3 separate regions of the Homo sapiens genome follow, and all the other regions are linked to region 2. Evidence: chromatin contacts called from ENCODE Hi-C data. All regions are on one chromosome and are shown on one strand. Each heading gives the region's core, a stretch centred on a gene start or an enhancer-like site at or near the end of the contact. The rest is flanking DNA. Distances are from core to core; before and after follow the strand shown. Region 1 overlaps BICD1 (BICD cargo adaptor 1). Region 2 overlaps FGD4 (FYVE, RhoGEF and PH domain containing 4). Region 3 has its middle 11 kb from the start of PKP2.

Region 1 (3,111 bases), core at 579-3,078, 420 kb before region 2:
GTGAGAAGTCTGGATTTTATTTTAAGCCGCCTGAGTGATGTGATTTCATACATGTTTTTAAAAGATCACTCTGGTTATTCCTTGCAGACAGTGGAAGAGTGAGCCAAGTTAGGAGGCTATTGCAGTAGTTCAGGTAAGAGATGATGGTGGCTTAGACTGAGAGAGAATCTACTTGAGGGTAAGAAGTGATCTGATTCAGGGTATATGTTGAAAGATTTGCTAATTAATTAAATATGGGAGGCAAAAGAAGGTGGAGAAATCAGGATGGCTCCTAGGTTTCTTATAAGGAGCTAGGAAGAATGTAAAGAAATCATATGATAAGGAGATATAAAAAGGAATAAAATAATATTTCACACTTAAATTTAGGAGACGAAATATTTGCTTATTTGAATTTGAAAATTCTTGTGGATACCAATATTGATACTTTGTCTGAAAAATAATTTTAAGATGAGTCTCCTGGCCAGGCGGGGTGGCTCATGCCTGTAATCCCAGCACTTTGGGAGGCTGAGTCAGGTGGATCACCTGAGGTCAGGAGTTTGAGACCAGCCTGACCAACATGGTGAAACCCCATCTCTACTAAAAATGCAAAAATTAGCCGGGTATGGTGGTGCACACCTGTAATCCTAGCTACTCGGGAGGTTGAGGCACAAGAATCACTTGAACCTGGGAGGTAGAGGTTGCAGTGAGCCAAGATCGTGCCACTGCAAGCCAGCCTGGGCGACAGAACAAGACTCCATCTGGGAAAAAAAAAAAAGATGAGTCTGCCAAAATGTTTCTCATTTGGAAGGGATTCATGACTTTGCCAGAAAAACAAGCAGCATTCTATAGTTATAATGCTCTATGATGTAATTTACTGGACCTAAGTTGGCTACCTTTCATGATGCATATTAAGTGTGGAGCCATATTTCTTAGTTTCTGTTATAAAGCTAAACTGTTAAGTCATTTTTATTCCTATAAAGTCAAACAAACTAGCCATGGATACTTTTTAACATTCTGTGAAACCAACTTTATCCAGTTTCTGAAATGGATGCCAGTTCTTTTTTTTTTTTTTTGAGATGGAGTCTTGCTCTGTCCCCCAGGCTGGAGTGCAGTGGTACGATCTCTGATCACTGCAACCTCCGCCTCCCGGGTTCACGCCATTCTTCTGCCTCAGCCTCTTGAGTAGCTGGGACTACAGGCGCCTGCCACCACGCCTGGCTAATTTTTTGTATTTTTAGTAGAGACGGGGTTTCACTGTGTTGGCCAGGATGGTCTTGATCTCCTGACCTGGTGATCCACCCACCTCGGCCTCCCAAAGTGCTGGGATTACAGGCCTGAGCCACTGTGCCTGGCTGGATGCCAGTACTTTTTAAACCAAAGTTAAAATAATTATTTATAGGAAGCAGTTGTGCACTGTAGATTAGGAACATGGAGACTGGGGCATAAATATATTCTTGAGCTAGAATTAAAGTAAAACATGTGACTGATGGAAATAACAGCTCTCCCTGTGCCCTACCATGGAACTTGGTAAGCCTTTGTTAACTCACTGGCACTGCTAGATCATGCTATGGTCCCCGAGGGCCAGGGAGGCAAGTGTGCTAGTCCAAGTAAAAAGCTGATATGATCTTTGTATGAACAGAAACACTGTTTGTAATGTGATGATAACGTTGGTTTCTTGCTCCTGGGATATTGTGTTCTAGGTAAAGTGGTCCAGAGACCAATGGGTGGCAGATACAGGGATACAGAGGTCAACTTAATATAAAAAAAGACCTTCTCTAATGTCTAAGAGCAGAGTGAAAGTGAGCAGGCCATCTGAGGAGAGAGAGACTTCCCTGTTGGCTCATCATGATGCTTAAGCAGAGCCAAAAAGCTACTTGGTAGGGATGTCAAGGAAGTGAGTCAGGTGTTTTCAGCACCGCGACTCTGTCATTGTGTGCCTCTCTCCTTAATACCTCAGAATTAGAATAAAGTCTTGATAACAGTAGTGGCACCAGTCCTGTGGTTTGTTTTGCGATGACTGTGTGGTTGTTAAACTTTCTAAGTGAAACACCATAGTGTCGGGAGCAATGCCGACAAGCCTGGCCACCTTTGGTCTACAGCAGATATTGCAAGCTGATATCCCGTGGCCACAGTCAGGCTTGGTGATTGATAAACATTTTGATTTAGGGAGCTGCTTTTTTCAAGAAACAGAATCACATAAACAGGATTTCAGGCCAGTCTCAAAAAACTGGAAGATTTCACAGAGCCTTGGGCCCACATTTCTGTGTGGCATCAGAGGGCTAGAGGTGAATGAGTCCTCCTCTCCTCTCCTCTCCCCCTCCTCCCCTCCATTCCCCTCCCCTCCCCTTCCCCGCTCCCCTCCTTTATTTTTTTTTTTTATGAGACGGAGTCTCACTGTGTCACCCAGGCTGGAGTGCAGTGGTGTGGTCTCAGTTCATTGCAACCTCCATCTCCCAGGTTCAAGCCATTCTCCTGCCTCAGCCTCCTGAGTAGCTGGGATTACAGGTGCATGCCACCATGCCTGGCTAATTTTATATTTTTAGTAGAGATGGGCTTTCACCATGTTGGCCAGGCTGGTCTTGAACTTGTGACCTCAGGTGATCCGCCTGCCTCGGCCTCCCAAAGTGCCGGGATTACAGGCATGAGCCACCATGCGTGGCTTTTTTTTTTTTTTTTTTTTTTTTTTTTTTGAGACAGGGTCTCTTGCGCTGTCACCTAGGCTGGAGTGCAGTGAGACAAACACAGCTCACTGCAGCCTAGACCTGCTGGGTTTAAGTGATCCTTACATCTCAGCCTCCTGAGTACCTGGGACTACAGGTGTGCATCACCACACCTGGCTAATTTTTAAATTTATTGTAGAGACAACACTTCACTATATTGGCTGGCCTGGTCTCAAATTCCTTGCCTCAAGCGATCTTCTGCCTTTACATCCCAAAGTGCTGGAATTACAGGCATGAACCTTCACCTTTCTTTTAGAAAGAGCGTGAATCTCTAATTCACCAGAGTCCCCACCATTCCATCTCATCTGAGTTATCTCACTATCTCTGTTCTTCCCTCATTTACATCATCTGTCACTTACCTGTTGACATGTGAGTTTTGACTTTTGATTGAGATGCTGACACCCTCCTTCCC
Region 2 (3,247 bases), core at 727-3,226:
TGACCTCAGGTGATCTGCCCGCCTCACCCTCCCAAAGTGTTGGGATTACAGGCCTGCGCCACGATGCCCAGCAGGGATATGCTTTTTTAAAAGTCTCTGTGATATGTATACTTGGTGACTTTCATAGATTTTTAAAAATATAAGTGATATATAAATACATTTTTATTATAAAAGATTTAAATGATATAGCTGTTAACAGACCAAAATATGAAAATTCTCATTCATTCTCTCACCTCACCTCCATCTGCAATTCCCAAAGTTACATTTGGTGTGCTATCTTCCCTCTCTTTCAGTACATTTCTATACATTTGTCTATAACTTATTCTTTTTAAAAACTGAGATATTATACATATTCTACAGTTTAATAATGTCTTGGAGACCTCTCAATTATTTATATTTTGGAAATATTCCCAGTCTGCTGCATATGTTCTATAGTGTTATATTTACCTTTACATGTACAGGGCTATTACTGTAGATTAGAGTCCTAGAAGTGCATGCAGTTCCTAGGTCCAAGGAACTTTCTTTAACTCTTCATCAGATTTTCTTTTTGAAGAACCTTTGTGGCTTGATAATTATGTTTCTAGAAAATTTATTATTCAGGTTTAGAAGTTTGGGGAGCTGTTTGAAATAACACTCAAATAAATTTCCTGGCTATGGATTTGTTCCCCATAGCAAGAGAGTTGTAAACTATGAGTTTTATAACCTTAATGTCTTTTTTTTAAAAAAGGCAATTGATCTCTTAATCTAGGTGTTTTAGCTAGCATATGGGAGATGTAATCTGCAATCTATGGGACAAATGGGGGAGTTTTGGGAGTTATGATAGAAGACTGTTGAAAAATGTTTTATAATAATGTTTTACAGTAGAGAAACCTGGTAGATGCCACCTCATCAGCCGACCAGGGTTAACATCACATGATAATCATATTGCTATCATGCAGTGATATTAATATAATAAAGTGAGATGGGTGCATTGCCTCTGTGATATTCTTACCCCAAACCCATAACCACAGTCTCATAATGAGAAAATAACAGAAACCCAATTTGAGGGACATTCCACAAAATACCTGACCATGTTCTTCAAAAGTGCTATGGTGCCAAAAGTCATGCAAGACAAATCTAAGTAATTCTCACAGGTTGTAGTACACTAAGGAGACAGTGAAAACTAAATGCAAATAAAGTGGTTTTTGGTTTTTTAAAGTATGTTTATCCTTATGGACAATATGCTCCCATAAAGATCGTCTACCCTAGAAAACTGTGTCTTCCCTCTTAAATCCAAGAGATGCTTGTCCCAAAGGGTGGACCCCATTGAGATCTCCTGGGCTAGAGACCCAGTGCATGGATGGATGAGACAGTATAAGCAAGACCGTATAAAGCTGTGATCTGAGCTCATGGACACTGTGGTAAGAGGTCAGGCTCGAAGAATCAGAGAACTGAGTGGATTTTGCAATGGATAGCCAAAGAGAGGGTCCAAACTTAAAATGCGAAACAATAATTCAAGAATGATTTGGTAAAATGTAATATAACAGCCTATAACAGAGTCTAGCAAATAGTAGCCAAAAGTCACCCTAACCAATCGTAGGGCATATCTACCACACAAAAGTGTGACTTAGCGCATGACTGTTTAAATGCCAAAAAAGACAGATAAAGGAAAGTTAAGCCATAGTGGCAACCTCTGCAGTTGGAACGAGGGAGCTATATCAGTCAACAGTGAGGCTAATTGAGAATATTTGAGGTTGGCGTATGTCTAGGGATTCCTATAGGAGATACAACCCAGCAAGCATAGGTCAGCAACCCAAGGTCAGAGTACAAAATGGGTTAATACTAAAAAGTGGTTAAAAAGATGACCAGTCCTCAAGAGGAGATAGTATTTAAATCGGATACCTCTCCTTCCCCATGCTAACTAACATACTGTAATTTGTTATGGCTGTTTCTAAGGTAACTGTTTATAATTATAAATCAGCCCTACTGGTTCTTCTTGATATTGTAATTTGCAATCAAAGAACCTCTAGAGTTAATGTAAAACTTCTTGAATGAGAGACCATCTGGTTACAATTTTGGTTTCAATTCCCTGTTAGGCAACTGACACCCAAATAAGGACTGTTTCCAAATATGAGTAGGCTAAGTCAGTCATAAACAAACAAAAAGTTTCAGTTTTTGTTGCTATTATCCAAGATGTTAGCAGATGAAGTGTTTAATGAAAGGGTGCTTCTTTTAGGCAAACTTCTTTTACCATGATTTGTTTAACCTATACCAGTGGTCCGTACATTTTTTTCCTGTAAAGGGCCAAATAATTATTAATAGTATTTTTAGCCTTGCAGCCACGTATGATCTCTATGTATTTGTCATTGCCTTTTTGTTTTTTTAAACAAATGTTTAAAAATGTAAATGTTCTCTGTGTCCTTCACCATGTTTTCATGCTTTGTGATAGTGGCTGAAATTTAGAGACTTGTTTTAATAAACAATGTTCTGAAATGTTGATCTAATTGCCTCTGGCAAAAGATGTGTAATCATGACTTTGATGAACTTATTTTAAAAATAGATGCACAGTTGATCTCTTATTGCACGCATTTTGGCACATTCGTGGGAGATATTCTCTGTAAACATGACACTTGCGAAACCTACCATACCCTGAAAGTTTGCTGTCTAGAAATTAAGTGCCTAGTTTTCATTCAAATTAATATTTAGGTAAGACATGTTTTATTTCTAAATAGACTGTCAAACATTTTTCATATTTTAATGTGTAATGGTGATGACCTTTTTAAAAAGACTCAACGTAATTTGTTTTCTCATTTAACCCATTAACTGCCCCCTTTGTGTAGTATTGTTGCTGCTTTCTCTTATAAATTGATGATGTCTCAGGGTCTCAATTTACAATTACATTAGTTTCTTCCTCTAGTTTGTAGTTGAGCTGTGGCTCTGCACTGTTGGGGCCTGTACAGCCATCCTTCACTAGACCCCGGGAGGTGGCCTTTAGTAGGCTCAAAGGTGGCCTTTAAGCCATTCTTAGTATCACTGTGAAAAAGCATCCAGATTTTCCCCCTGAAAGGCCAAGTGGTTGCATGATGTGTTGTGGATTTTAGGGATATACTTTGCCTATTTCACATACTTTTTTCCAAGAAGATAGATAAGCTTACACATGTAAAGGTTTCAACTGTATTTCTTCTGTTTATAATTTTATTTATTTTGAGATGGTGTCTCGCTCTGTCACTCATTTTGGAGTGCAGCGCAATGGTGTGATCACGGCTCA
Region 3 (3,577 bases), core at 57-2,556, 350 kb after region 2:
TGGAATATGTTTTCCACAGATTTCCATGGGCTTCACTTGTTGTCATTCAGATTTGTTTAAATATCTCTTCCTCAGAAAGAATTTCCCTGGCCAACAGTCTGAAGAAGCCACCTCGTCACTCTCTGCAAAGTACTTAGCATGACTGATAATGTTCTCGTTTGCAGAGGTGTATGTGTTCATATGTATTATCTTTCCTAGTAGAATGTAAGATCTAAGCAAGCAGAAACTGTGTCTTGTTCACCAATTCTTCTGTAATTCTTAGAATCCATACATGGAGTAAGCTTACAAGATGTGTTAAATGAATAATAACAGAAAGATATTTTAATTTTAACGCTTCTCTCCTTTTTTTTTTTTAATTTTTTAGACAGAGTCTCACTCTGTCACCCAGGCTGGAGTGCAATGGCGCTATCTTGGCTCACTGCAACCTCCGCCTCCTGGGTTCAAGCGATTCTCCTGCTTTAGCTTCCCGAGTAGCTAGGATTACAGGCACCTGCCATCATGCCCAGATACTTTTTGAATTTTTGTAGAGAACGGGGTTTCAGTATGTTGGCCAGGCTGGTCTTGAACTCCTGACCTCAGGTAATCCACCCACCTCAGCCTCCCAAAGTGCTGGGATTAAAGATGTGAGCCACCACGCCTGGCCTGCTTCTTACTTTTTAAATAGAGTTTAAATTTGGGGACAAACCTTTTTGTATTTTTCTGAAAGATGGTTTATAATGAACATGAGATTCTGAGACATTTATATGATTTCATTATTATTATTTTACTTAATGCTGTGAATAACAGTGTTAAGTGAAGGTAAGTTTAAGCAATCACCTGTGTCCCCAATCTGTTTTGATTCTGGAACCTGAAACCCAGAGCTTAGTGCTGAGTTCTGGCAAATCTCCCAGAACCACCGCCCTTTAGTTAGGGCTTCTGTGTCAATTCTCTAAAGGGCAAAGGCCTTTTGGGAAACTGGATTTTATGGTTTCAGGGATAGGTCTAAACAATACATACTTCTGAATCCCCAAGGTCATTTGTTTTATCTTTATAGGCCAAGATTTCCTGCAGCAACTGAAATTCTCCAATATTTTCACTGGATTGAACTAAGTTAGTTCAAATTTAAAACCTATTCAGTAATACTCTTTTTAAGCTTGAAGTGTTCTTGCTTAGGTAGCAGGAAACTTTTTGAAGGGATATTCTTGCTACAGAGCCAAAGTCAAATAGAAATCTCAGTGGTTACTTTGTGGTACAAAAGAGGATGTAAGAACATTCTTCTGCAGTTGTGACTGTGGCAACAGCTTCTGTGAAAATCGTCCAAATAAGTCCGGGTGCGGTGGCTCACACCTGTAATCCCAGCACTTTTGGAGGCCGAGGCGGGTGGATCACATGAGGTTGGGAGTTCGAGACCAGCCTGGCCAACATGGAGAAACCCTGTCTCTACTAAAAATACAAAATTAGCTGGGCGTGGTGGCGCATGCCTGTAATCCCAGCTACTCAGGAGGCTGAGGCAGGAGAATTGCTTGAACCCGGGAGGTGAAGGTTGCAGTGAGCTGAGATCGAGCCATTGCACTCCAGCCTGGACAATAAGAGGGAAACTCTGTCTGAAAAAAAAAAAAAAAAAAAAGAAAATGGTTCAAATGATGTGCTAGCTATTTTGATTAACCTTGGGAATATTTCAATTTTGTTGACTTCAGCAGAAAAAAATGAACTTTTGAGTCATGAATAACAAGGCAATTATTGACTCCATAAACAAAATGTCAGGGATGTTATTGGAAAAGTACTAAGTGAGGAAGTTACCCCATTGAAGTCTCCATTGCTTAAGTGATCAAGACAGCATTAATTATCATGGCATTCCAAGACCTTCCTTCTGGGCCTCACTTTACCAAGCTGACTTTATCTCAATGTATGGAACTCTTCAGCATCAACATTCGAAAGCAGCCAGGCCAAAATTCTTATTATACCCTAAATTATTGGTGCTCATTTCCTTTTATTTTGGTGGCTACATAGTTTATTTCTGCCCATCTTTTAAGATCCAGTTCATGCTTCCTCTCCTTAGTAAGGCTGACTTCATCTGCCCTCATGGGTTCCTCCTGTCCCATTCCCTAGAATCTTTAGAGTCATGTTTTTGCTTCCTGATAATCAAAGGAGATGACATAACATTTTTAAAGAGCTCAGCCTAGTGTCCTGAAAAGATGCCCCTTTTTTGTTTGTTGGCATATATAACATACTGAAAACAAAAACTGGGGTATTAAAAATGAATAATACATGCACGAGGTATGAAGAAATACAGCATGATGGTTTAGAACATAGCCTCTGGAGTTACAGAAACCTGAATTATTTTCCTTACTCGGCCCCTTACTACTTGTTTAACTTTGGTCAGTTTGTTAGACTTCTCCAAGCCTTATTTTCCTACCTTGAAAAGGAGGGTAATACGTAGTACACATTTAATAGGGTAAACGTGACAAGTGAAATAACAGATATGAAAATTATTTACAAATCATAAAACAAGTGAAATAACATATATGAAAATTCTTTATAAATCATAAAAGGGCTGGGCGTGGTGTCTCACACCTATAATCCTAACACTTTGGAAGGCAGAGACAGGTGGATCGCCCAAGGTCAGGAGTTTGAGACCAGCCTGGCCAACATGGCGAAACCCTGTCTCTACTAAATATACGAAAATTAGGCCAGGCATGGTGGCTCACAGCTGTAATCCCAGCAGTTTGGAAGGCTGAGGCAGGTGGATCACCTGAGATCAAGAGTTCGAGACCAGCCTGGCCAACATCGTGAAACCCTGTCTCTACTAAAAATACAAAAATTAGCCGGGCGTGGTGGCGCAGGCCTGTAATTCCAGCTACTCAGGAGGCAGAGACAGGAGAATTGCTTGAACCCAGGAGGCAGAGGTTGCAGTGAGCCAAGTTCGTGCCACTACACTCCAGCCTGGGTGAGGGAGTGAGACTCTGTCTCAAAAACAAAAAAAATCATAAAGTACTATATTAATGTTAAATATTATCTTGTATATTTTAGAATTTTTATATATGTGGCATCAGAGTTAACAGATTTTTTTTCTTTTTTTTGAGACGGAGTTTCGCTCTTGTTGCCCAGGCTGGAGTCCAATGGCGCCATCTCAGTTCACTGCAACCTCCACGTCCTGGGTTCAAACAATTCTCCTGCATCAGCCTCTGGTAGCTGGGATTACAACAGTTTGTGCCACAATGCCTGACTACTTTTTTGTATTTTTAGTACAGACGGGGTTTCACCATGTTGGCCAGGCTGGTCTCAAACTCCTGACCTCAGGTGATCCACCCGTCTCGGCCTCCCAAAGTGCTGGGATTACAGGCGTGAGCCACCACGCCCAGCCTACAGATTGTCTTTAAGCCAGCAACATGCAAGACAATAGCTATGAACTTGGCATCCCAAGAGGAGAAGTCACATTCTTTCCCTGGAGGGGCTTTCGCTGCAGATAGGGGTACAAAATATGTCTCCTCATAAAGCAAAATATGTCAAAGGTGAAATAACAATAGTATGTCAAAAATTACTCAAGGCAAAAATAAAGGAGGTGGTAAAGGGTGTCACAAAATTGGAAAGATAAATA

Evidence for each region. Hi-C counts contacts between places; a loop is a spot of excess contacts on that map. Pooled maps may share reads with other maps.
Region 1: a pooled map shows a loop between it and region 2 (4-fold over the local background). The contact joins two enhancer-like sites. A Hi-C loop is called at or near these places in 1 of 168 maps with a recorded cell type or tissue (posterior vena cava), 2 of 37 single-sample maps with no recorded cell type and 3 of 50 pooled maps.
Region 3: a pooled map shows a loop between it and region 2 (5-fold over the local background). The contact joins two enhancer-like sites. A Hi-C loop is called at or near these places in 2 of 37 single-sample maps with no recorded cell type and 2 of 50 pooled maps.

Annotation. Positions count from the first base shown.
Region 1 is chr12:32,132,748-32,135,858 of GRCh38, forward strand. All of the region lies in intron 1 of BICD1 (BICD cargo adaptor 1), which reads left to right. Among named protein-coding and RNA genes, the nearest start is that of BICD1-AS1, 27 kb to the left of the region's middle. RefSeq lists enhancers at 1,543-1,702, 1,713-1,772. Within about 2 kb of position 1,829, at least 4 of the 41 ENCODE cell types and tissues checked have a DNase peak (open chromatin) inside an H3K27ac peak, as active enhancers do.
Region 2 is chr12:32,557,080-32,560,326 of GRCh38, forward strand. The region is part of intron 1 of FGD4 (FYVE, RhoGEF and PH domain containing 4); the gene reads left to right. Among named protein-coding and RNA genes, the nearest start is that of DNM1L, 120 kb to the right of the region's middle. Within about 2 kb of position 1,977, at least 3 of the 41 ENCODE cell types and tissues checked have a DNase peak (open chromatin) inside an H3K27ac peak, as active enhancers do.
Region 3 is chr12:32,905,690-32,909,266 of GRCh38, forward strand. No RefSeq gene overlaps it. Among named protein-coding and RNA genes, the nearest start is that of PKP2, 11 kb to the left of the region's middle. Within about 2 kb of position 1,307, at least 2 of the 41 ENCODE cell types and tissues checked have a DNase peak (open chromatin) inside an H3K27ac peak, as active enhancers do.